Linked DNA regions of Homo sapiens: region 1 is linked to region 2. A link is a loop called in an ENCODE intact Hi-C map of the cell type or tissue named here. Cell type or tissue: Calu3. All regions are shown on one strand. Each heading gives the region's core, and the rest is flanking DNA. Links, peaks and the distances in the headings are about the cores only. Region 1 overlaps PRUNE2 (prune homolog 2 with BCH domain). Region 2 has its middle 32 kb from the start of FOXB2.

Region 1 (11,947 bases), core at 1,426-9,425, 230 kb after region 2:
GCTAGGACTGGAGGAGCCACAGACAGTCATTCTACACTGCCTGCATTTTGAACATGTAAAAAGAAACGTGGAGAGTTTGGAGAGTTTGAAAAGGATGGTCCAGGGGGCTGGGGGTAAAATTACTGCAAGAGTATCTCACCACCTCTCTCAGAGTTTGTTAAGAAATGAACATGTGTGGAATCTATAGTAAAAAGTGGTATTAAGCATTTTAAAGATGGGCCTCTTCCAGAAAGTTCGAGCCAAGCAGACCGCCATCTGGATTATTCCCATGGTAGTTGCTCTCTCTGCGCACATTTCTGCAACCGCCATTCCTGCCTCCCTTATTAATAGGTTATCCGGAAATGACTTTGGATCACTGCTTCCTATGTTAACACACTTTTTGATGAAATAACAGAGAGTATTGTCATTAAAGATTTGGAAAAAAGTTAAATCTTTACAGGAGTCAAATGCAGCACATTTAATGGTTGTTGTAGAACTCAGGGCAAAGAAATCACTTTTTCCAACAACAGAAGGAAACTGTTGGTGACTTCCAAACTGGCTAAAGGTCCTTGTTCTAACCATTCTTTTTGTTTAAAATTGCTAACCTTAAAAATGATTTCAGAGTTGGCACCAGATGCATTGGAGGCTGCTAAAGTACACTTAGGAAAGACTTTAAAGCCATTAAAGTTATATGACAGTATTTTGAAGTTGTCTTTTAAATATGACGGACCCAGTTGTTTGACCATACATGATACATAATATGATATAGCTCCAGAGTGGCATTATTTGGAACAGAGTTTATGAATCATTTAAAAATTGTACCTATAACCAATGCAAAAGCTATAATTCATGTAAAGCTATAAATAATCTATCTCAAAATCTACATAAGATAGATTGACAGAGTGCTATTTGGAGTTTATGGGTCTTTTGATAAACTTTGATTAATATTCTCAAGTCAATCATTGTTGAATGAAGTATTTTAAAATTATTTGGTGAAAATTATGTATGTTTTCCAGTGTTTTCTAAAGACTTTCACTTTCTAATGGAAATTCAGAGCCACCTAGTGACCAAAAGTAAAATGTCTAAAGTATAAAACATGACAACAAAAACTCCCAGCAAAAGAGAAAAGCAATCATTTGACCCCGGGCTTTGATGTCCAGAGATAAAATTGTATCCAGTTCAGGTCTACAAAAGTAGAATTCTTACAAATTAAATTGACTAAGTCTTTTGTTATTTGGGGATTAAAGGCCCCTAAACATAGACTTGAGGTATATAGATGATTAATTTTTGTCGACACCATTTTATCAAATGAGAATTGTCTGACTTACACAAATATAGGTGACTGTTCCTCACAGATGCATCACCCCTTCCTTGATGGTGTGTTCCACTTCTGACCAGTTTGTGTATTATGACTCAAGAAAAAAAAAGATGGGGCAGCAATCTCACAGAAGACAGGACCAATGGTGGAGGAGGAAGAAAGGCATGAGGTAGATTTAAACTCCCCAAATGAGGCTTCTAATTCAGATTCATTTTTCAGCATAAAGATTCAGGCAATTCTATTAAATTTGGTTGGATTAAATTCAGCAAACCTCTGTTGAGTATTTTTTTTTTTTTTTTTTTGAGACAGAGTCTCAGTCTGTCACCCAGGCCGGAGTGCAGTGGTGTGATCTCGGCTCACCGCAACCTCTGCCTCCTGGGTTCAAGCAATTCTCGTGCCTCAGCCTCCCAAGTAGCTGGGACTACAGGCATGGGCCACCGCACCCGGCTAATTTTTGTATTTTTAATAGAGATGGAGTTTCGCAGTGTTGGCCAGGCTGGTCTCGAACTTCTGGCCTCAAGTGATCCACCCACCTCCACCTCCCAAAGTGCTGGGATTACAGGTCACCGCGCCCGGCCCGAGTCTGGACATGTACAGGTTTCTTGCTAGGCATGAATGCAGTAAATCTAAGATGCATGTAGAGAGCCAGGGTTTTCGGCTTGGTTGAAGTAGAGTGAGTCTAGAAGGACACATAGAAGATGAGGGTGGAGAGGTAGGACGTGGCTGTGATGTGGAATACTGTGATACCTGTTCCTTTTGGGGGGCTTTTGGCTAAAATCATGGTCATAGTTAGGATGATTAATCTGGATGCAGCATGTAGTGTGGACTAATGCAGGGTAAACAGATGTCAGGAAGAGCAGTGAGGTTATTCTAATGGTTTTGGATACAAGTCATAAGCATGTGACCTGGAATTATTAAAGTAAGAAGGGAAAAAGTAGATTAGAGAAAAAGAGAAGAATCTTTGGTACTGATATGGGGGAGCAGTGATATCAAGGGTGACTCCAAAATATCTGCCCTAGGTGATGAGGAAAAGAAAATGATAGAAATAATATCCTATAGCATCAGTAATGGACAAAAGGGTACCAGGGAAGTAGCTGGTGTGTGATGGAGAAAATGTGAGTATGGTTTTGATATCCATCCATTCATTCAGAAACATATACGGAGTGCCTGCTGTGTGCCGGGTGCTCAGGTTGCAGTACCATCAACAGACCCCAACTGCCAGGTACCCAGGGAAGAGGAAGGCAGCCCTGTTTCTACACCAAGGAGCCAGATTAGAGCCAATGGACAAGCTCTTTGCCAAGTGCACCAGCTTTTTAAACTAATTTATTTAAATTGTAGGGGATAACTATTATTATGTTAGTGTACAAAGGAAGTGAAACTGGAGAATTCCCTGACTGCCCTCGCAGGACGTGTGACAGGGGTGTGGCTCATCTGTTTGGCAGCTGTGTGCTCAAACCCCTTATGGGAGGAGGAGCACGCAGATGGGCAGGTGCAGGAGCCAGGGCGAGTGCTTCTGGGCTCCGGCCCCGTGGTAGCATCTAGGGCTGGGTGCCTGTGACTCCCAAAGCCCCAGTGGGCATGCTACAGTGCTCTTTTAACTCTGCAGTCCACAGATGGCTTAAGTGTTAACCAGCTCAGTGCCCTCTTGGTACCTGGGTTCTTGTCCAGCATCCAGGAAGAATCAGGCCACATGGATAAATTGAAAGATGGTAAATGTGGGGGATTTTATTGCCAGACGAAGATGGCTTTCAGCAGGATGGATGGGGAGCTGGAAAGGGAATGGAGTGGGAAGATGATCTTCCCCTGGAGTTCAGCCACTCTCCTCTCCAAATGACCCCAGCCAAAGTCCTCTCGATGTTCAGACACTCCTTTTCTTCTCTCCTTCTCTGCCACGCTGCTCTTCTGCTGTCCCTCTGCTCTTCTGCTCATCTGCTCATGGAGCCTGGGGTTTGGGGTCTGTGTGGGCACAGGATAGCAGGGCGTGGTGGGCCAAAAGGCAACATTTGGGTGTGAAAACAGGAATGCTTATTCCCATTTAGGGATACGGGTTTCCAGGATTGAGGGTGGGGTAAGGGAACTGCCCTCTTCTACCCAGTATCTCCCTGCTTCCTGTTTGTATCAGAGGTAAGTATGAGTTCACAGTCACACAAAAACTCTGTGACAGAGGCAGGCATCAAATGCACTATTTCCATTACACCTCAAATGGTGGTCTCCAGGGAGGGAGACCCAGACGGGGAGGTGAGCAGGCAAGGCTTCTGTGGCTGAACACTCTACCTCGAGGGGACTGTAACTCAGTCAGCTCAGTGGCCACCAGCTAAAAGGGGCTTGTTTCTTCCAGTATGAAGTCTGCTTCTCCAGCAAACACCTGCTTTGCACTGGAGCAGAGCAGACCTTAGGTTCTTGTCCCTATTTGCCACCTTCTGATCTGCTCCTGTCTGAACCCCCTGAGCCCCTCCTAGACTACGTTGCCTGGACCAGTTCCCCTGGTCAAGGGTGATCATGGAATAGAAAAGGATCAGAAGCTTTGACTTTAAATTCACAGCCATTTGCTACCCGTAATTTTTTTTTTCCTGGACCCATCACAAAAATTTCCTGTGGTTTCAGCCTTCTTATCCACCTATCCAGATTGTGTTGAGGGTTAAATGTGATAATGTAGAGAGAAATGCTTGTATGGATTGTAAAGTTCTGTGGGGTAGAAAATGCCTGCATCCTTTCCAAACACCGTGATTCATCTGGGCATTGTGATGCTTGCCTGTAGTCCCAGCTACTCAGGAGGCTGAGGCGGGAGCAGCCCTTGAGGCTTGAGACTGCAGTGAGCTAGTATCACGGTGCTGCACTCCATCCTAACTGACAGTGAGACTCTGTCTAAAAAAAAAAAAAAAAAATTTTTTTAAAGATATAACAACCAGACACCCTGATTCAACAGAGCAATTATTTCCTATCATTGTTATTCCCACTTGATTCTTCTGCAACTCTCTGCAGCACTAAGCAAGGAAACCCCTCAGCACCTCCTGGACTGAAAATACTAGGAGTTATGCATGCAGATTCCTTTAAGAACCATACCACCCATGGCTGGACAGGAGGGTGACTTCAGCATTACTTCTTAGTTTCACCAAGTTTGCATTTATTTAAGTTCTACACAGTTGGTCCCAAAAGCCTCAGTGCAGTTTTATGCGTTAATACTGTCAGATATAGAAATACTATAAGCTTACAAAACGCTGCTTTTGGAAGTTTAGTTATTTTCATCTCTTTTACTCTATTAGTTTTATAAGTTTTGAATAATGTATTTTGAACTTTCTATTTTGTTATAGTCTCCTGATTGAAGATAGCAAAGGTTAACCAGAAGAAAAAATTATTATTTAAAAAATTTTTTAATTCACAGAACTAAATCAGTATAAAAGGAATGAAAACAAACTTTCAAATGATGTTTTATGTAAGTTTTTAGTATGCATGTTTCTGAAGTCATTAAAGCTTAAAACTGCACTAAGACTTTCGGGATCTATTCTAATCTCTCTTTTTTTGGGTGGGGCCCAGGGATCCTCCTGCCTCAGCTTCCTGAGTCACTGGAACTATAGATGCATGCCACCATGTACAGCTAATTTTTGTAGAGATGGGATTTCTCCATGTTACCCAGGCTGGTCTCGAGTGATTCCCTGCCTCTGCTTCCCAAAATGCTGGAGTTACAGGTATGAGCCACCATGCCTGGCCTGTTGTAATCTCTTGACCATTCCACAAGAAACAAAGCTTTGAGCTTCATTAATAAATTCTTCCTCACTTCAGTTATTATCGCAATTATTACCAGTTGAGCCCTTCACTCTGGCAGTGATTTATTGGCATTCTCTAATATTAGTCATCTCAAGCAGAAAAACTTAGAATGGTTTATAGATGCTTTAGTTTCTGAAATTTCAGTCTGAATCCTAGTTTAGGCCCTTTACTCATTTACATACGAGTAAAAAGCAGTTTTCAAAACTAACATGACTCAGAATGCAGCCAAGCAATCAAAAAAAGCTTCTCTTTGAGTTTGCCAGTTGACAGTATTTTTCTGGCAGTAGTTAGTACATCTAAATATTAACTAATTAATCTAGCTTGTAATATTCGCTGCTGGTTTCATTGAATGAGGTGGGAGTAGGTCAGATCTGCAGACCATTCACAATCTCCAAATGCAAATAAAGTAGCATTTGTTTGTAGGTGGAACCAAATGATTATAAATGAATGGTGAGCCATCTCCTGGGATTGGATATAAAGGTCCTGTAAATGCAGAATTGTATCAACAAACAGCTGTTGGGAAAATACTATTATGCTGTAATAGCTGCTATTAAAATCCATTAGCAGTCTTGATGGCCTGTTTGAATTTGATGCATCATTTGCTCTGAATAGCATTTCTTCCTAAAGTTTTGCAGTAGAATTTATGCAGATTGATAGCTGGTAACAGTGACATTCTGGGAGATTAATACTGATTAAACACTTTGCTTGCATTGGCTATTCCAGCCCCCCAAAAATGCTGCAAATACTGCAGTTTAAGTATCACGGGGGGGCAGGGCACGGGCAGGGTGGGTGGGGAACAGCATCAAGCATCAAGGCACCCCCCTGTCCCTGGTGATGGAGGCTTTCTCACACTTGGCGTGAAACATCCATTTTGCTTCCATGACAAAGGTTTGCAGACTTGAAGCAGGTCCTCTGTTTCCCACTTTTTAATAACCTGCCTTTTCCTCATCCTAGTACCTTTTCCAGACTCAGGGAATCCTCCTGGGAGGCCACAGTGCCTTCAGGACACAATCTGGCTGAAAATGTTAGATGTCTAATGAGATTTTGAAAAACACATGTGTTGGCAAAGAGAATGCAGCTGTTCTGATGGAGGAAGCATTCAAATGTTAGGATGGAAAGCCAGCGCCTGGTTCCTAGTTGCGACAGCCATGCAACTCTGGAAAGAATGGGGAAGCAGCGCCATCTGGCCAGTGAGCCATACAGGCAGCTCCCAGGGGTTTACCAATTCAAAGAGGAGAGCTGCCAGGGACTGGTTTAGGCCAGCTTCACAGTTCCTGGGTGCCGTAAGTGATCCAGGATATACAGAGACGTTTTCATGCAGATTAGAAGAGACGTTAGGGTAAGTCACTGATAAATGTGGAATACATTAAATCAAGAGTAATTTTTTATCTTAAAAAAGCAGTTCCTTTTGACATATGCACTTACATGACCTCTCATTAGTTGGGGGATTTTCAGATATTCATCAAAATGGCTCTGTGAAGAGCTGAGGTTTGTTAATTTTAAATATTTTTCATCTACTTTCACTTTCTTAGTAGCCAAAGCTGGTGGTTGGTAGGAGGTGAAAGGGAAGGACCACCAGGAAATTATTTGAAAGTTTCGCTCCTCAAAGTATGATCCCCTGGCCAGGCGCGGTGGCTCACGCCTATAGTCCCAGCACTTTGGGAGGCCGAGGCAGGTGGATCACTTAAGCTCAGGAGTTCAAGATCAGCCTGGACAACATGGCAAAACCTTGTCTCTACTAAAAATGCAAAAATTTACCGGGGCGTGGTGGCGTGCACCTGTGGTCTCAGCTACTTGGCGGGCTGAAGCGAGACAATCGTTTGAACTAGGGAAGTCGACCTGCAGTGAGCCGAGATTGCGTCACTGCACTCCAGCCTGGGGTGACAAAGTGAGACCCTGACTCAAAACAGAAACAAAAACAAAGTATGGTCAGCAGCAGATTGAGCGTTACCTGGAAGCTTGTGAGAAATCCAGATTCTCCCCGAGGTATCTGAATCAGAATCTGCATTTTAATAAGACCCCTTCTTGCCCCTTGAATGCCTTCCCTGACTCCTCAAGGCAGGCTTCTAGATTCCTGCCCTCTCCTCCCAGCGTTCTTTGTCCACACCCCCACTAGACAGTGTAGCTTCTTGAATGCTTAGCCACAAATTCTTTAGGGCAGGAAGCTGAGTATTTTTTTTTATATCCCCAGAGTGGCACATGGTGTTCACTTAACCACCCATCCAGCCATCCATTCCTCCCTCCCTCATTCTCTCTCTCCATCGGTTTATCTTTTTTTCATTCGTTTACTCATTTGTTTATTTCTTCACTCATTCAGTAAGTATCCATCTACCGTGAATGAGCCAGTGCTTTAGGTATCAAAGATATGGTGTGAACGTGATAAAGTCCCTGTTGCTGTGCTGGGGGCAGGGGAGACGAATAGCAAACACATAAACAATTAAATATACAGTGTGATTTCATGTTTTGAGAAAGCACCTTAAAGAAAAATAAATCAGGGTTTGGGAATACAGAAGTCCTCCAATAAGTATCTGTTTAATCGTCGAATGAATAAAAAAGATAAATTAGTAATGATATTAAAAAGAGCGATAAGGAACCATAAAAAGTTTTTTTTGTTTTTGCTTTTGTTTTTTTGGGTTTTTTTTTTTTTTTTTTTTTTTTGAGACCGAGTCTCACTCTGTCACCAGGCTGGAGTGCAGTGCCACAATCTCGGCTCACTGCAACCTCCGCCTCCCGGGTTCAAGCGATTCTCCTGCCTCAGCCTCCCAAGTAGCTGGGACTACAGCAGTGTGCCAACATGCCCAGCTAATTTTTGTATTTTTTAGTAGAGACAGGGTTTCACCATATTGGCCAGGATGGTCTCCATCTCTTGATCTCGTGATCTACCCGCCTTGGCCTCCCAAAGTGCTGGGTTTACAGACGTGAGCCACCATGCCTGGCCGGAAGGATATAAAGTTTTAATGAAATTTTAAGAGCTAAGGTGATGGACTTAGGAAACGTCCTACCTAACTGGTCAAATGCAAAGCAAGTGTACAAACTGCCACCATAGCTCCACAAGCATTCAAAAGAAAGACAGGAAGTGTTTGGCCGGTAAAACTCAGCAAGGAGTTGAATTAAGGTAAGAACCACCCGAAGGCACTCCTTAGAAAATGATGTTCATGCGTGCCCATATAAAAAGGGACGTTCATGGATAGATGATTCATTAGGACCTAAGACATGATAGAATGTTTCTGTGAAGTTAGTGAAGTTGGGCTGTCCTGGGACATACTAATTTATGTGTCAGACGGCAAAATCAAGGAGGGGAAGTCCTAACACAGCAGAGATAGATCTGTTATTCTGCTTCCCCACCCCACCCCCACTCCCACAAATTAGCAGGTTCTGAGTAGTTCAAACCTGAAGCAGCCTTAAAACTAGCTTTTCTCTATGTTCACTCACATGTGCATCCTTTTCACTGCAAAGGGCTATTTTTTTTATTTTTAAGGGACTAGGTGTAAAGAAGAGATGCTGACAATAACACGCATTGGAAAAAATTCCAGATTATTAAGTCATAAAACTTGAGTTCCAGTCTCAGTCTCATCTTTTGCCTCCTACTAGCCATGTGGCCTTTTACAGGTTTGCAATCTGAACCATGTCTAGTCACTAGATCCATGGTTCTCAGCCCTGCCTGTATGGTGGAATCACTTAGGCAACTTTTTTTTTTTTTTTTCTGAGACAGAGTCTTGCTCAGTCACCCAGGCTGGAGTGCAGTGGCTCAATCTCAGCTCACTGCAAGCTCCGTCTCCTGGGTTCACGCCATTCTCCTGCCTCAGCCTCCCGAGTAGCTGGGACTACAGGTGCCCGCCACCACGCCCAGCTAATTTTTTTGTATTTCTTTTAGTATAGACGGGGTTTCACCATGTTAGCCAGGATGGTCACGATCTCCTGACCTCGTGATCTGCCCGCCTCGGCCTCCCAAAGTGCTGGCACTTAGGCAACTTTGAAAAACTACTGAAGCGTGGCCCTATTCCTGATTATCTGGACCAGAATCTCAGGGGAGAGGTGAGCACTGGCAGGCCTGGGGGTCATTTTTCAAAATGCACCCTCAGGTGTTGTAACATTCATCCAGAATGGAGAACCCACAGGTCATCTGTTTCACAAGGTTCCTTATTACTCCTGACAGAGAACAAGAGCTTTTTAAAAATTTTGTTGCAGTAGAAAACACAGGCCTACATAAGCAGATGGCTCTCAGTTCTAATGTCATATTGTAAGTTTCATATAAATTGCATCCTTTAGTAATAAATATGCTTAAAACATATTTTTGGAGGGCACAGTGGCTCACACTTGTAATCCCAGTACTTTGGGAGGTTGAGGCAGGACTCACTTGAATCTAGAAGTTTGAGACCAACCTGGGCAACATAATGAGACTCCATTTCCACAAAAAATACAAAAATTAGCCAGGCATGGTAGCTCTTGCCTGTGGTCCTAGCTACTCAAGGGGCTGAGGCAGAAGGATCCATTGAGCCCAGGAGGTGGAGACTCTAGTAAGTTGTGATCACACCACTGCACTCTAGCCTAGGTGACAGAGCAAGACCCTGTCTCCAAACAAAAACAAAACAGTGTATCTTTGAAAAAGTAATACTTTCTTTAGAGTTAATACATAGTTTAAATATCTCATTAATAGATGAGGTTAAAAGCAATAGTTTTCTTTTTCTATTAGAATTATCAGAGGGCAGCCCAATGACTCTTTTCAAATGCTCTCAAGGATTGGACTACCCAATCTTTGGGTTATTCAAGGGTAGAACTTGGGCTCTGGAGTCAGTATCCCTAACCAACTGCTGGATCAAATATTTTTAAAGCACGTAGTCTTGCTTAACTTCTCTGCACCCCAGTCTTCTATATGTAGATTGGGGAATGATATTAATACCATTATTAACCTGTCCAAAATGATTATTTTGAGGAATTGATAAATTAATCCCTGTGATATGCTCAGAGCGTTGCCTGCTGTATTATAAGTGCTGAAATATTTGCTGTTATTATTAACCTTCTATTCAGGAGACTGAAAGCTTATAGAAAAAAGGTTAAGGAGAAAATTTTACTTCCATATAAGGAAAAAAACTTTCTAATATCCTATCCAAAGATGGAATGAACATCTCATGTGGTCATGAGCTTCCCGTCTGTAGAAGTGTTCAATCCCCGGCTTTGTAACTGCCTGCAAGAGTGAGGTATAAGGCATTTAAGAATTGAGTGAGTTGCCGGGCGCGGTGGCTCACGCCTGTAATCCCAGCACTTTGGGAGGCCGAGGCAGGTGGATCACGAGGTCAGGAGATCGCGACCATCCTGGCTAACACGGTGAAACCCCGTCTCTACTAAAAATACAAAAAATTAGCCAGGTGTGGTGGCGGGCACCTGTAGTCCCAGCTACTTGGGAGGCTGAGGCAGGAGAATGGCGTGAACCCAGGAGGCGGAGTTTGCAGTGAGCCGAGATTGCACCATTGCACTCCAGCCTGGGCGACAGAGTGAGACTCCGTCTCAAAAAAAAAAAAAAAAAACCAAAAAAAAAACAGGAATTGAGTCAGTCGTTGATCTAAATAGCTTTTAAGGCCCATCTAATCCTGATATTTGATTTTTCTTTCATTTTAATTTTAGAGTTATATGAGTCTATGAAGAGCCTAACTAATCTATCTGTCTTGGGGAGAAGAAATTTCAGTGGATGCTCCTAAATGATGTCATGGCTTTTCATGAGATCCAAATTTGATAGTTCTCCACACTTAAATTTGATAGGAACAAAATCCACTGCTTCCAAACCACCACTAGTTTTCTGACTTAGACTTTGGTAAAGAATGTAATCTAAATAGCCCTATCCTTTCTTTTCTATCACAATAACTGTCTAACCAAATCTATTTAGTTATTCATTTTGACTGGAGGTTGGAGGGATCAGTAAGAGTTTCTAGTAGTATTTTCGGTGAGAGGTTTTTTTCCAAATATATTGATTTAAACAAACCAAACAGAGCTATTCTGCCATATTTCAGTATGGATTTGCCTGGTACATTTCCCACGAAGATACAAATTTAAAGGCCTTCTATTTCCTGTGACAAGGGCAGAAGGAAATCAGAGGTATATAGGACAAGCATTTAAGGATTTAACTGTTGCAAATGATCTCTGACTCTTAAAAGTGAAATATAAAATGGAAAGTGTTTTTGTTCATAGCAAGTATGCAAAATAATAATATCTGTGCTGGCATTAAGCCTAGAAGACACACTAACTTAAGTATGCTTTTAATTCCAGGCCTTTCACTGACTCTAAATTTCAGTAACTTCATTGATGAATATCAATGTTATTGACCCTACTAAGATTTCTGTGTGTGTGTGTGTGTCTGTGTGTGTGTGTGTGTGTGTCTGTGTCCCCTAGGGAACTTCTGCCATCTGTCAGTGAAGAGCATCTAGCATTCTTGCAAAGAACAGCTGTTTACATCCAGACTGCTTAGCAGAGTGCATTAGATGAGGCTATTTGTGAGGCAAAAAGGAAGTTCAACTTCTTGTGCGTTATGCGTATGTTACGGGTCTAGATTTAGGTGGGCTAATATGTTGAGCCAAAAAGCTTGGCAAATTGATACAGCAGGAGCCTTCTGTTGAACATTAATCATTTCTTTCCTTAATCTTTATACTTGTCTCCTAGTCTGGTTCAATAAATAACAGTGAATTCCCATGCCTTTTGCTACAGAGTCTCAATCCCAGTCCACATTCCCACAAACGATCCTTTAGGTTTGCATTAGCAACTTCCCAATTATATTTGTAAGCCTGACCTTTCATTGATTTCTAGACACATAAGGATACCTTTCAAGGAATGGCATACAGCTCTCTTGGTTTTCATACAAGCGCCTCAAACTCAACAAGGCAAATGTGAGCATGT
Region 2 (11,947 bases), core at 2,186-10,185:
GTGAAACCACGTCTCTACTAAAAATACAAAAATTAGCTGGGCGTGGTGGCGCGTGCCTGTAGTTGCACCTACTTGGGAGACTGAGGCAGGAGAATTGCTTGAATCTGGGAGGTAGAGGTTGCAGTAAGCCGAGATTGTGTCATTGCACTCCAGCCTAAGTGACAAGAGCGAAACTCTATCAAAAAAAAAAGAAAGTAAGTAAGTTATCCAGGAAGATAGTGAAGGTAAAAGTTTCCTCGGCAGAATTTCCCTTTTAACAAAAAAAGGCAGCCCCCAAATAATTTCTTTTCTAACAAAGAGCAGCCTGAAAAATTGAGCTGCAGACATGGATAAGCAAGCCAGAAGCTTGGACGGTGGGAATGCCGGCAGCTGTGCCAATGCAAACGGGCTACCTGAGGGCCAGGTATGTTCAACATGGAGAGTTCATCTTCCCTTTTCTTTGTCACCATGGTACAGTAAAAGAATAGGCAACATGGTGCCGGCCAGGTAGAGAACCCATCTGCATAATAAAAGATGAGAGTGGGGATGGCCAGATTTTCACACGCTATGCAAACGGCACACCTGGTCCGACTAATCTTTTGCGCCCTATGTAAATCAAACACCGCCTCCCCAAGCTCATCTATAAAACCTCCTGCCCTTCACCGTGGAGGCAGCAACCCATTTCTCCAGGCACCCTCTCTCTGCAGAGAGCTTTTCTCTTTCTTTTACCTGTTAAACTTCCACTGTGCACCTCACTCTTTGTATGTCCACATCCAGTTTTCCGTGGACGTGAGACAATGAATCTCAGGTATTTACCCCAGACAATGATGTTGCTTCATCATCACCACCATAACCTGCCAGGTCATCTGTCATGGTGGCTTTTAACCCCCCTCCAGGAACCACACATTTCTTCTTTTTGGCTTTGCTTTGCTTGCTTTTGTTTTTCACCGTAAAGCACAGTTGGTGAACTGGTAACCTTTTTCAAGTCATCAATTTCCAGTGAAATACACACATATCCAGCTAAGACTTCCAAAAAACTGGCATAATATAGTGACTTTTCATATTGTATAATTTTATCTTTTAGTAACTTTCCAAACTCTGTAAAGTCATCTCTTAAAGATGGGTTCATAGCATTTATTCCATAAACTGTATTATTATTTTTTGAGATGGAGTCTTGCTCTGTTGCCCAGGCTGGAGTGCACTGGTGTGATCTCAGCTCACTGCAACCTCCACCTGCCAGGTTCAAGTGATTCTCCTGCCTCAGCCTCCCAAGTAGCTGGGACTACAGGCACGCGCCACCACGCCCGGCTAATTTTTTATATTTTTAGTAGAGATGGGGTTTCTCCATGTTGGTCAGGCTGGTCTTGAACTCCTGACCTCAGGTTATCTGCCCACCTCGGCATGTGTGAGCCACTGGGCCCTGCCTGTATTATTAACTATGAAAATTTCCTTTGCTAATTTGAGGTCTGACTCTTCCTATAATTTCTTTAGCACGGTTTATCTGTTAAATTGTTCTTCTGTTCTTCTGGGTTTTAGAACTTTAGGTTCTCAGGTTCTTCTAACCTCTCTTTAATTTCTACTTGCCTTTTCTTCTATTGTTGTTCTTTCTCTTTTATCTTCTCTGCTATTTATTTTTTTCTGAAATTTTAATCTCTGGTTTTACTTCTGCTTCCTCTTTGTTTTTTTTCTTTTTTGTCATTATCTTCCCAGTTATTTTTGATGTCCTCATCCTCAACTTCCCAGTGGTCCCTGCTGACAGTGCCACCACCCCGCACCTTCTGCACCAGGGTTCCCATTGAGGACTCATCCCCACCCCCATCCTGGGAGTCAAAGTCCCTCGCCGCTGCCACTGGGTCTGGCGGTGTGAAGGGGAGAGCTAGCCAGGAGTTAGTGCCATGGAAGGGAGTCACTCTATTCTCTATCTTGATTGTAGTTGTGGATATAGGCCTCTCTGTATTTGGCAATAGAACTGCACATCCAAAAAAGTAAATTTTACTGTATGTAAATATAAATATTAAAAATAAATGTAAAAACCAGGCTGGGTGTGGCGGCTCATGCTTGTAATCCCAGCACTTTGGGAGGCCCAGGTGGGTGGATCACCTGAGGTCAGGAGTTTGAGACCAGACTGGCCAATATGGTGAAACCCCCTCTCTACTAAAAACACAAAAATTACCTAGGCGTGGTGGTGCATGCCTGTAATCCCAGCTAGTTGGGAGGCTGAGGCAGGATAATCGCTTGAACCTGGGAGGCGGAGGTTGCAGTGAGCCGAGATCATGCCACTGAACTCCAGCCTGGGCGGCAGAGCAAGACTTCTTCTCAAAAAAATAAAAATAAAATAAAAAATAAAAAGTAAATGTAAAAACCAAGCAAAACAAAAAAACTCAATGAAGCCAATGATTGACTTGGTAAGAGGGTGAAGTGACTATAATACATTCAGTTTTCTCAACTGTAAGATGGAGCTAATAATAGTTCCTATCTGATAGGGTCGTTATGAGATTCTGTTTACAGAATATCTAGCACAGAGTAAGTTCTCAACACGTGTTAACCATTGTAGCCATTAAGTGCAACAACTTTCTTTCTCTCTCTCTCTCTTTTTTTTTTTTTGATGGAGTCTTGCTCTGTCACCCAGGCTGGAGTGCAGTGGTGTGATCTCGGCTCACTGCAACCTCCGACTCCCTGGTTTAAGCAATTCTCCTGCCTCAGCCTCCTGAGTAACTGGGATCACAGGCATGTGCCACCACACCTGGCTGATTTTTTGTATTTTTAGTAGAGATGGGATTTCACCATATTAACCAAGATGGTCTCGATTACCTGACCTCGTGATCCGCCCGCCTGGGCCTCCCAAAGTGCTGGGACTACAGGCGTGAGCTACCAAGCCTGGCCAAGTGCAACAAGCTTCTAAAGCAAGAATGTGGACTCCACGTTCTGATTTGCCCACTTACTAGTTGTGTGGCTTCGGTTGGACTTGTGTTAGTCATTTTTGCTTCTGCTCCTCTGAGTTCTCTTATTTTTAAAATGTGGATAATGGTACCTAGCTCAAAGGGTTTCTGTGAGAGTTAACTGAGTTAATCACTGTAAAGTACTTAGAACAGCATGCTCTAAAGGGAGAAGAAGAGGTGTGGAGAAATGGAGTAGGGTTGAAGAAACTCCTAAAGCTCCCTTGAGTTCAGAAGGGAGATGAGGCCAGCTGGGTATAGTGTGTGTGTGTGTGTGTGTGTGTGTGTGTGTGTGTGTGTTTAGGGGAGGTTGGTGTTGGTCTCAGTGTTATCTAAGTGTGTTGTACAGGCAAGGTAACTGGAGAAAAGGGCAAGGAAAGGCAAGTCTTAAAATTTCTTAGAAAGACCTTTCACAAGCCAGGTGCAGTGGTTCATGCCTGTAATCCCAGCTCTCAGAGAGGCAGAGGCAGGAGGATAGCTTGAGCCCAGGAGTTCGAGACCTGCCTGGGCAATATAGAGAGACCCCGTTCTCCACAAAAAGGAAAAAAAAAATGACAAAAAAAAAAGAAAGACCTTTCAAGAATAATTTCTACCAATGAGTGGATCAAGAAAATGTGGTATGTATGCACCAGGGAATACTACTCAGCCATAAAAAGAATGAAATAATGTCTTTTGCGACAACCTGGAGGGAGCTGGAGGCCATTATTCTAAGCGACGCACCTCGGAAAAGGAAAACCAAATACCATATGCTCTCACTTACAAGGGGGAGCTAAGTTATTAGTACGCAAAGGCATACAGAGTGATTTAACAGACTATGGAGACTCACAAGGGGGAGGATAGGAGGGGCACAAGAGATAAAAAACCACATATTGGGTACTACATATTGGGTAGAGTGACAGGTGCGCTAAAATCTCAGGCATCACTACTATACAATTCATCTATGTAACCAAAAACCACTGGTACCCCCAAAACTATTGAAATTAAAAAATATTTTTAAAAAAGAACTATATCCACCTGTGGCAGAGAAAATGGGGTATAGGGTCTGGACAGAAACAGACCTGCATTCTCCAGAGACCAAGAAAGCTATTAAGAGAGTTTAATTTGGTTCTATGTTAGTGTGGTGTCAAAGCAGGGTGAATTTGCATTAAAGAAGTGTGAAAGTCTAAAGGCAAAGTAGGTCATGAGACACGAGAATTAAATAGGGAGATATGGAGACTGTTTAATGATTTAAACCTCTATCAAGCGAATTGAACAAAGAGAGACTGTTTCTCTGTGTTTGCATGGTCATGGTCATTGTGATCACTGCTCACGTTGGTTGCAGCAGGCTGTCTTGCCAATGGCTGCTATAGCAGTAACAGGGGACTGGTCAGCAAATGTGCATTGCATCAATGACATGGAGCCCATGCCCTTTCACTGGCTTGTTGGTAGTGGTTGCATGGGGCTGGGGACCCCCTCTTGGATCTTTATTGCTGACCTCACTTCTCTGTATCACACAAGTCTCAAGAAGATAGAGAAGACAATAATACTTAATAAAATGAGAAAACTGTTTTATCAATATGTTAAGTGAAAAAAGCAGAATATGAAACTATGTATATGAACCTAATTGGTTAAACATATGTGTAGAAAAATGACTGAAATAAAACAGATTAAAACAGTAAATAATAGTTGTCTAAGGATGGAAATTACAGATGACAATCTTTCCTTTATATTTTATATCTTCTTTGCTTTCATTGATAAAAATGTTTTGCTTTTGCAATTGGAAAAGGTGAAATAAATGTAATTAACTTATAAGAAATGTAAGTTCTTCCTTGTTCAGAGCTTTACACATTGCTCAGCAACAAATGGTTGTTTGCTAATTGGTATGTAAAGGGCAATAAACAAGTTAATTGCTGGCTACATTCTCGAATAGCTAGAGGAAGTTCAAAGCTTCTCAACCTTATTTCAGCTCCAAGAAAGAGGACCTCTGATGTGGGTCAAAGACCTAATGGAGTCCTCAAAAGCCCACCATGCGCCATAGTGGGTGGAGGCTGGGCAGGAGGGAGAAGCTTCAAAGCCCCCTCTTTCCATGACATGCTTCTTCTTCACATCAATTTCCATCACTTCCCTTTCCCTCTCTCAGCTACTGTTAAAAGATGGACTTTTGTATTAGGTTGCTGGGGTTGCCAAAGTAAAGTGCCACAGACTTAAATCACAGAAATTTATTTTCTCAAAATTCTAGGGTCTAGAAGTCTGAGATCGCAGTGGCAGCAGGGTTGGTTTCTTCTGAGACCTCTCTCCTAGCTGGCAGATGCCCTTTTTCCTGTGTCTTCACATGGTCTTCCCTCTCTGTGTGTCTGGGTCCGAATCTCCTCTTCTTATGAAGATATCAGTCATATTGGATTAGAACCCACACTAATGACCTCATTTAACTTAAAGGCTCTATCTCCAAATATAGGCATTTGGAAATACTGGGGGTTAGGGCCACAATGCATAAATTTTTGGGGGACACAGTTTAGCCTATAACAGGATTGAAGTGTCTCCTTTCTTAAGGAGCCATGTCTCTGCTCATAGAGATTCAAAAGAAAGCCAAGGTTGGGCTTAGGAGAAAATAAGCAAAAGTAGAGGCTGCTTAAAGTTTTTGGGTTTGGTATAGCCCACCAGGTTAAGAAATCTGACAGGAATTTGAGTAATCTGAATCCATTCTGCGTTTGCCCAGAGTCTCCTTCTGGACACATAGCCCTCTTAAATCTCTGGCTGCATTGAGGCTGCTTGAGAATTTGAAATCTCAGTCATCTCCTCCTTGGGGACATGGTGAATATGTCATTCTGTTGAACTGATCACCATATTATCGGATGTTTCTACAAAAGCAAAACAGAGTTGAGAGCAGAAATATTAGAATCTTAGAAAGTGACAGGGGCTGGAGGATGAAGAGGTGGCAGGGTAAAAGGATGGGGTACTTTGGTCATATTATCCTTGATAGGCTGGTTGACATTCTCATTCTCTGCTAAGAACAAGCAGAAGCATCCCAGGAAACTCTTATGGGACTTTAATGTGATGAAATGAGAGAGATTATCTCTCTCCTCTGCCTAAGGGATGACTATCCATAGAATGTACTCAGACTTCTTTCCAATCACAGAGATAAATCCTGAAAGTTTTGCAGTATGGTACTGATTTCCTTGACCTACCAGAGTCCAGGTCTATAAAGTTTGCCTTTGCCCAGCCAGCAGATGGTGCCATTTTTCTAGGAAATTGAGCCAGATTCAGCTTGAACTGTCATTTGGCCTTTAGTGTTGTAGGCACTGTGCTCACAGCATGTTGTATAGGGCTTCACAGGTAACCAGTTTCTGTTCGAGGAAAGTCTAGCGCTCTTACCTGCAGTTGAACACACTGAAATCTTCAAGTTTCTCAGTTTAAGTGAAAACTTTTATTTTTAAAATTTCGGGATAATTAGAAGAAAATCTTAGTATTTCCTTTAGAAAAATCTTCCCCCACCCCTCAACTCTCTCTTTCTCTCTCTCTCTCTTTCTCGCATCTTATTCCAACATACCAGGTGGAGCCATCTCATCTTTCCTTTGAAAGGCCCTCTCACAATCCTTCACGCTTACACATGGTGGGTGGACTAAATTCTATAGTGAAATTGTAGCTTTTGAGGAATGAGTACTTCTGAACAGCTGCTTTACTTTTTGGGGGACATCTAGCTGTGTATTTATCTTTTAAGGTATAAATGCTTTCCTTCAAAAAAATATATACATATTCTGAAATATTTGGAAGCCAGTTGCAGATGTTATGACACATCAGCCCTAAATATTCAGCATATAACTCCTAACAATAAAGACTTTCTTCTATGTAACTGCTAAACCATGACCATATCTAAGAAAATCAACAGTAATTTCCAAGTATTACTTAATATCCATTTCATATTCAAAATTTCCTAGTTATTTCCCATATACCTTTCATAGCTGGTTTTATTCAACTGCATCCAATCAAAGCTCACACATTACATTTAGTTGTTTCATCCATTCATATATACATATATATGTGTGTGTGTGTGTGTGTATATATATATATATATTTTTTTTTTTTTTTTTTTTTTTGAGATGGAGTTTCACTCTTGTCGCCCAGGCTGGAGTGCAATGGCACAATTTCAGCTCACTGCAACCTCCACCTCCCAGGTTCAAGCTATTCTCCTGCCTCAGCCTCCCGAGTAGCTGGGATTACAGGCATGCATGACCATGCCCGGCTAATTTTTGTATTTTTAGTAGAGACGGGGTTTTACCATGTTGGCCAGGCTGGTCTTGAACTCCTGACCTCAGGTGATCCACCCACCCCACCTCCCAAAGTGCTGGGATTACAGGTGTGAGCCACCGCTCCTGGCTGAGTGTATGTATATATACATATACATATGTAAATACACATATACATATATACGTATTTAAGTCAAGGCCTATTGTCATTTGGATTATCCTGCATTCTAGATATGTTGCCTCATAGGGTCATTCTTTTTGAGACGGAGTCTCACTCTGTTGCGCAGGCTGGAGTGCAGTGGCACTATCTCGGCTCACTGCAAGCTCTGCCTCCCAGGTTCACGCCATTCCCCTGCCTCAGCCTCCCGAGTAGCTGGGACTACAGGCACCCGCCACGATGCCTGGCTAATTTTTTTGTATTTTTAGTAGAGACGGGGTTTCACAGTGTTAGCCAGGATGGTCTCAATCTCCTGACCTCATGATTCTCCCGCCTCAGCCTCCCAAAGTGCTGGGATTACAGGCGTGAGCCACCACGCCCCACCCATAGGATCATTCTTAACGTGCATTGTTCCTCAGATGTTAGAACCTGAGGCAAGGCCTATATGCTACAATTCTCCTTGGAAGTTCAGGCCTGGGGAGCAGGTGTGGGTGTGTACAGTTGGTAATGAGGCAGGGAAGGGGAGTGAGGTGATATGACTATGTGTTATCATGCTTCCCGTTCTCTACTATTAAGTAGGTTGGCTACTTTATCTTGTGGGATCATCTGAGACAGCATGTCAATGGCTGTTTCTTAAGATGATCTGTTTGAAGGAGACAACAGGGAAGAATGTATCCACCGGCTTTCATACTCCACCGATGCAAGAGTCATGTGCACCCTACAGAGTGAATCCTGCCCTCCTTTCAGTTTGTGCATGAGCAAGCCTGGAACTGGCTGCGAAGTTTCATATCTCTGTCTCGGGGGAAGCCTGGGATGAGAAGCAGCACTGTAGGGTGCTGCCCACATAAAGTCTTCTGGAGCCCAGGCAGACTTGGTTTCTGCAAGGATGCCTGGAGCTGAACACAATGTCCCTGGAGACAGATGAGGCCGAGAGGATCTGATACATAAGTGTGTCTGATGCAATATCTTATCTTTTAACTAGTTCCTCTCTTGCTTGTAGCTACTATAAACTGGAAGTCAGCTCTGAAACCTTGATGAGATTCAGGTAGAATATTTTGGCCAGATAACTTTATAAATGTTATTGTGTACTTCATATTGCACCACATCAGGAGGCACAAAATGCCAGGTTGTTTCACTATTAATGATGCTAAGTTACTTGGTTTTGTTGTGACAAGTAGATCTCTGATTGTAAAGGCCCATTTTCCCCTTTGCAATTAGCAAGCAACTGGAGATATATGACACTGTCCTTTTCCCAGCAATCTTTTAACTAATGATTTTAACATTCATTGATTTAGTCATTTTCTGAATCAATTATTTCACTGGGGGTTGCAAACTTATTAGCCGACATTCTTCTCTGAAGAAGCTTTTCTAGATCACCTGGAGATTAACTACCATTGCTCTTAGGAAGCAGGGAAAATAGTTCTTTTGTTTTAATTTCCAATTTTCAGAGTAAGGAGTTGAAAGTTAAAATAATAGTCATAATCTTCCATGGTGCCAAATTAATTTTGTTTTGTTTTGCCTCCTTTGAGTATTGTATGTGGACTTATGCCTTTTCATTTATTCAATATTTAACAATTCATTATACTTATTGAGGCTACAATTTCCCCAAATTTGCCAAGTAGAAGCCCTGAAAACTGGTTGCTGTGTTTTACTGATATGCCCTTATCATTTCTTTAGTAAAGGCTTCCTTGCTTTCTGGCAAAACAAGATGTCTCATCTTGTCCTTTCCTTGCCCCAGACTTGGAATTCAACCTTTTACTGAGGATATTTGATTCCTTTTATTGGGGAATGGTATTTAGAAGCCAAGATCCAGATACTAGGTATGCTAATTGCTACCGGAGTTTTGGTACTTCTAGACTCTTTCAACGGTCAGAACTAGGAAATCTATTTTTAAAAATCATGAGTTCATCTGATCTCTCCCTGTGACGAAGTCCCCGGGGGAGGGGTGGCCACCCTGTCTGTGATTTAGCTAACATAGCCTTCCCAGCCTCCTGGCTCTAGAGAGTCTGGGCAGTCTGGATGAGGAGGGCTCCCCCCAGCACAGCACACCTGCTCTGCCAAGGGGCAGCCAGATTGCTTCTTTAAGTGGGTCCCTGACCCTGTTCCTCCTGACTGGGTGAGACCTCCTAACAGGGGTCTCCAGACACCTCCTGTAGGAACGTTCAGGCTGGCATCAGGTTGGTGCCCCCTGGGATGGAGCCCCCAGAGGAAGGAGCAGGCTGCCATCTTTGCTGTTTCGTAGCCTTCGCTGGTGATACGTCCAGGGAGGGACTGAGGTGACTCGGATCTGGAGTGGACCCCCAGCAAACCACAGCAGCCCTATGGAAGAGTGGCCTAACTGTTAAAGGAAAACAAACAAACAGAAAGCAATAACAACAACATCAACAACAAAGACCCCACAAAACCCCTATTCACAGTTCAGCAACCTCAAAGATCGAAGGGAGATAAGCCCACAAAGATGTCAAAGAATCAACGCAAAAACACTGAAGACTCAAAAAGCCAGAGTGCTGCTTCTTCTCCAAATGACCCAACACATCTCTAGCTAGGGCACAGAACTGGGCTGAGGCTGAGATGGCTGAATTAACAGAAGTAGGCTTTAGAAGGTGGGTAATAATGAACTTCACTGAGCTAAAGGATCATGTTCTAACTCAATGTAAAGAAGCTAAGAACCAGTACAGGAGCTGATAACCAGAATAGCCAATTTAGAGAGGAACAGAACTGACTTGATGGAGCTGAAAAACACAACACAAGAACTTCACAATGCAATCAGAAGCATCAATAGCAGAATAGACCAAGTGGAGGAAAGAATCTCAGAGCTTGAAGACTATCTTTCTGAAATAAGACAGGCAGACAAGAATAGAGGAAAAAGAATGAACAAAACCTCCAAGAAATATGGGATTATGTAAAAAGACCAAACCTATGACTGATTGGAATACCTGAAAGTGACAGGGAGAATGGAACCAAGTTGGAAAGCATACTTCAGGATATCATCCAGGAGAATTTTCCCAACCTAGCAAGACAGGCCAACATTCAAATTCAGGAAATCCAGAGAACCCCAGTAAGACACTCCATGAGAAGATCAATCCCAAGACACACAATCTTTAGATTCTCCAAGGTTGAAATGGAAGAAAAAATGTTAAGGGCAGCCAGAGAGAAAGGCCAGGTCACTACAAAGGCAAGCCCATCAGACTAACAGTGGGCATCTCAGCAGAAACTCTACAAGCCAGAGGAGATTGGGGGAAGACCAAATAAAAGATATTTGTACTACCATGTTCATCGCAGCGTTGTTTACAATAGCCAAGATACAGAAACGACACTATTCAACATTCTTAAAGAAAAGAATTTCCAACCCGGAATTTTATATCTGGCCAAATTAAGCTTCATAAGCTAAGGAGAAATAAGATCCTTTTCAGACAAGCAAATGCTGAGGGAATTTGACATCACCAGGCCTGCCTTGCAAGAGCTCCTGAAAAAGCACTAAATATGGAAAGGAAAAACCATTACCTGCCACCACAAAAACACACTGAAGTACAGAGACCAGCAGCACTATGAAGCAACCACATAAACAAGTCTGCAAAATAACCAGCTAGCATCATAATGACAGGATCAAATTCACACATAACAATATTAACCTTAAATGTAAATGGGCTAAATGCTCCAGTTAAAAGACACAGAATGGCAAGCTGGATAAAGAGTCAAGACCCAATTGGTATGTCTTTAAGAGACCCATCTCACATGCAAAGACACACATTGGCTCAAAATAAAGGGATGGAGGAAAATTTGCGAAGCAAATGGAAAACAGAAAAAAGCAGGGGCCACAATCCTAGTTTCTGACAAAGAAGACTTTAAATCAACAACAATAAAAAAAATACAAAGAAGGACATTATATAATGGTAAAGTGTTCAATTTAACAAGAAGAGCTAACTGTCCCAAATATATATGCACCCAACATAGGAGCACTCAGATTCATAAAGCAAGTTCTTAGAGATCTACAAAGAGACTTAGACTCCCACACAATAATAGTGGGAGACTTTAACACCCCACTGACAATATTAGACAGATCATTGAGACAGAAAATTAACAAAGATATTCAGGACCTGAACTCAGCTCTGGATCAAGTGGACCTGATAGGCATCTATGAACTCTCCACCCCAAAACAATAGAATATACATTCTTCTCATCTCCACTTGGCACTTACTCTAAAATTGATCACATAATTGGAAGTAAAACACTCCTTAGCAAACGCAAAATAACTGAAATCATAACAGTCTGTTGGACCACAGTGCAATCAAATAAAAAAAAATAAAAAAAAAGAAACTCACTCCAAACCACATAACTACATGGAGATTGAACAACCTGCTCCTGAATGACTCCTGGGTAAATAATGAAATTAAAGCAGAAATCAAGAAGTTCTTTGAAACTAATGAGAACAAAGAGACAACATACCAGAATCTCTGAGATGCAGCCAAGGCAGCGTTAAGAGGAAAATTTACAGCACTAAATGCCCACATCAAAAATCTAGAAAGATCTCAAATCAGCAATCTAACATCACAACAAAAAGAACTAGAGAACCAAGAGCAAACAAACTCCAAAGCTAGCAGAAGACAAGAAATAACCAAGATCAGAGTGGAACCAAAGAAGACAGAGACACA

What was found. Peaks named below come from ENCODE experiments on the same cell type or tissue, not always from the same donor. Only the 100,000 strongest peaks of a DNase experiment are listed, where the experiment ranks them.
Region 1: a loop joins it to region 2, with 7 times the contacts of the local background. A loop is called at or near these places in 24 of 110 quality-filtered maps.

Annotation. Positions count from the first base shown.
Region 1 is chr9:76,750,738-76,762,684 of GRCh38, reverse strand. All of the region lies in intron 6 of PRUNE2 (prune homolog 2 with BCH domain), which reads left to right. Among named protein-coding and RNA genes, the nearest start is that of PCA3, 7.7 kb to the left of the region's middle. RefSeq lists enhancers at 6,337-6,406, 7,017-7,066. In Calu3, for the core only: no CTCF peak of the experiment used is centred there; no DNase peak of the experiment used is centred there.
Region 2 is chr9:76,981,978-76,993,924 of GRCh38, reverse strand. No RefSeq gene overlaps it. Among named protein-coding and RNA genes, the nearest start is that of FOXB2, 32 kb to the left of the region's middle. In Calu3, for the core only: no CTCF peak of the experiment used is centred there; a DNase peak (open chromatin) is centred at 6,144.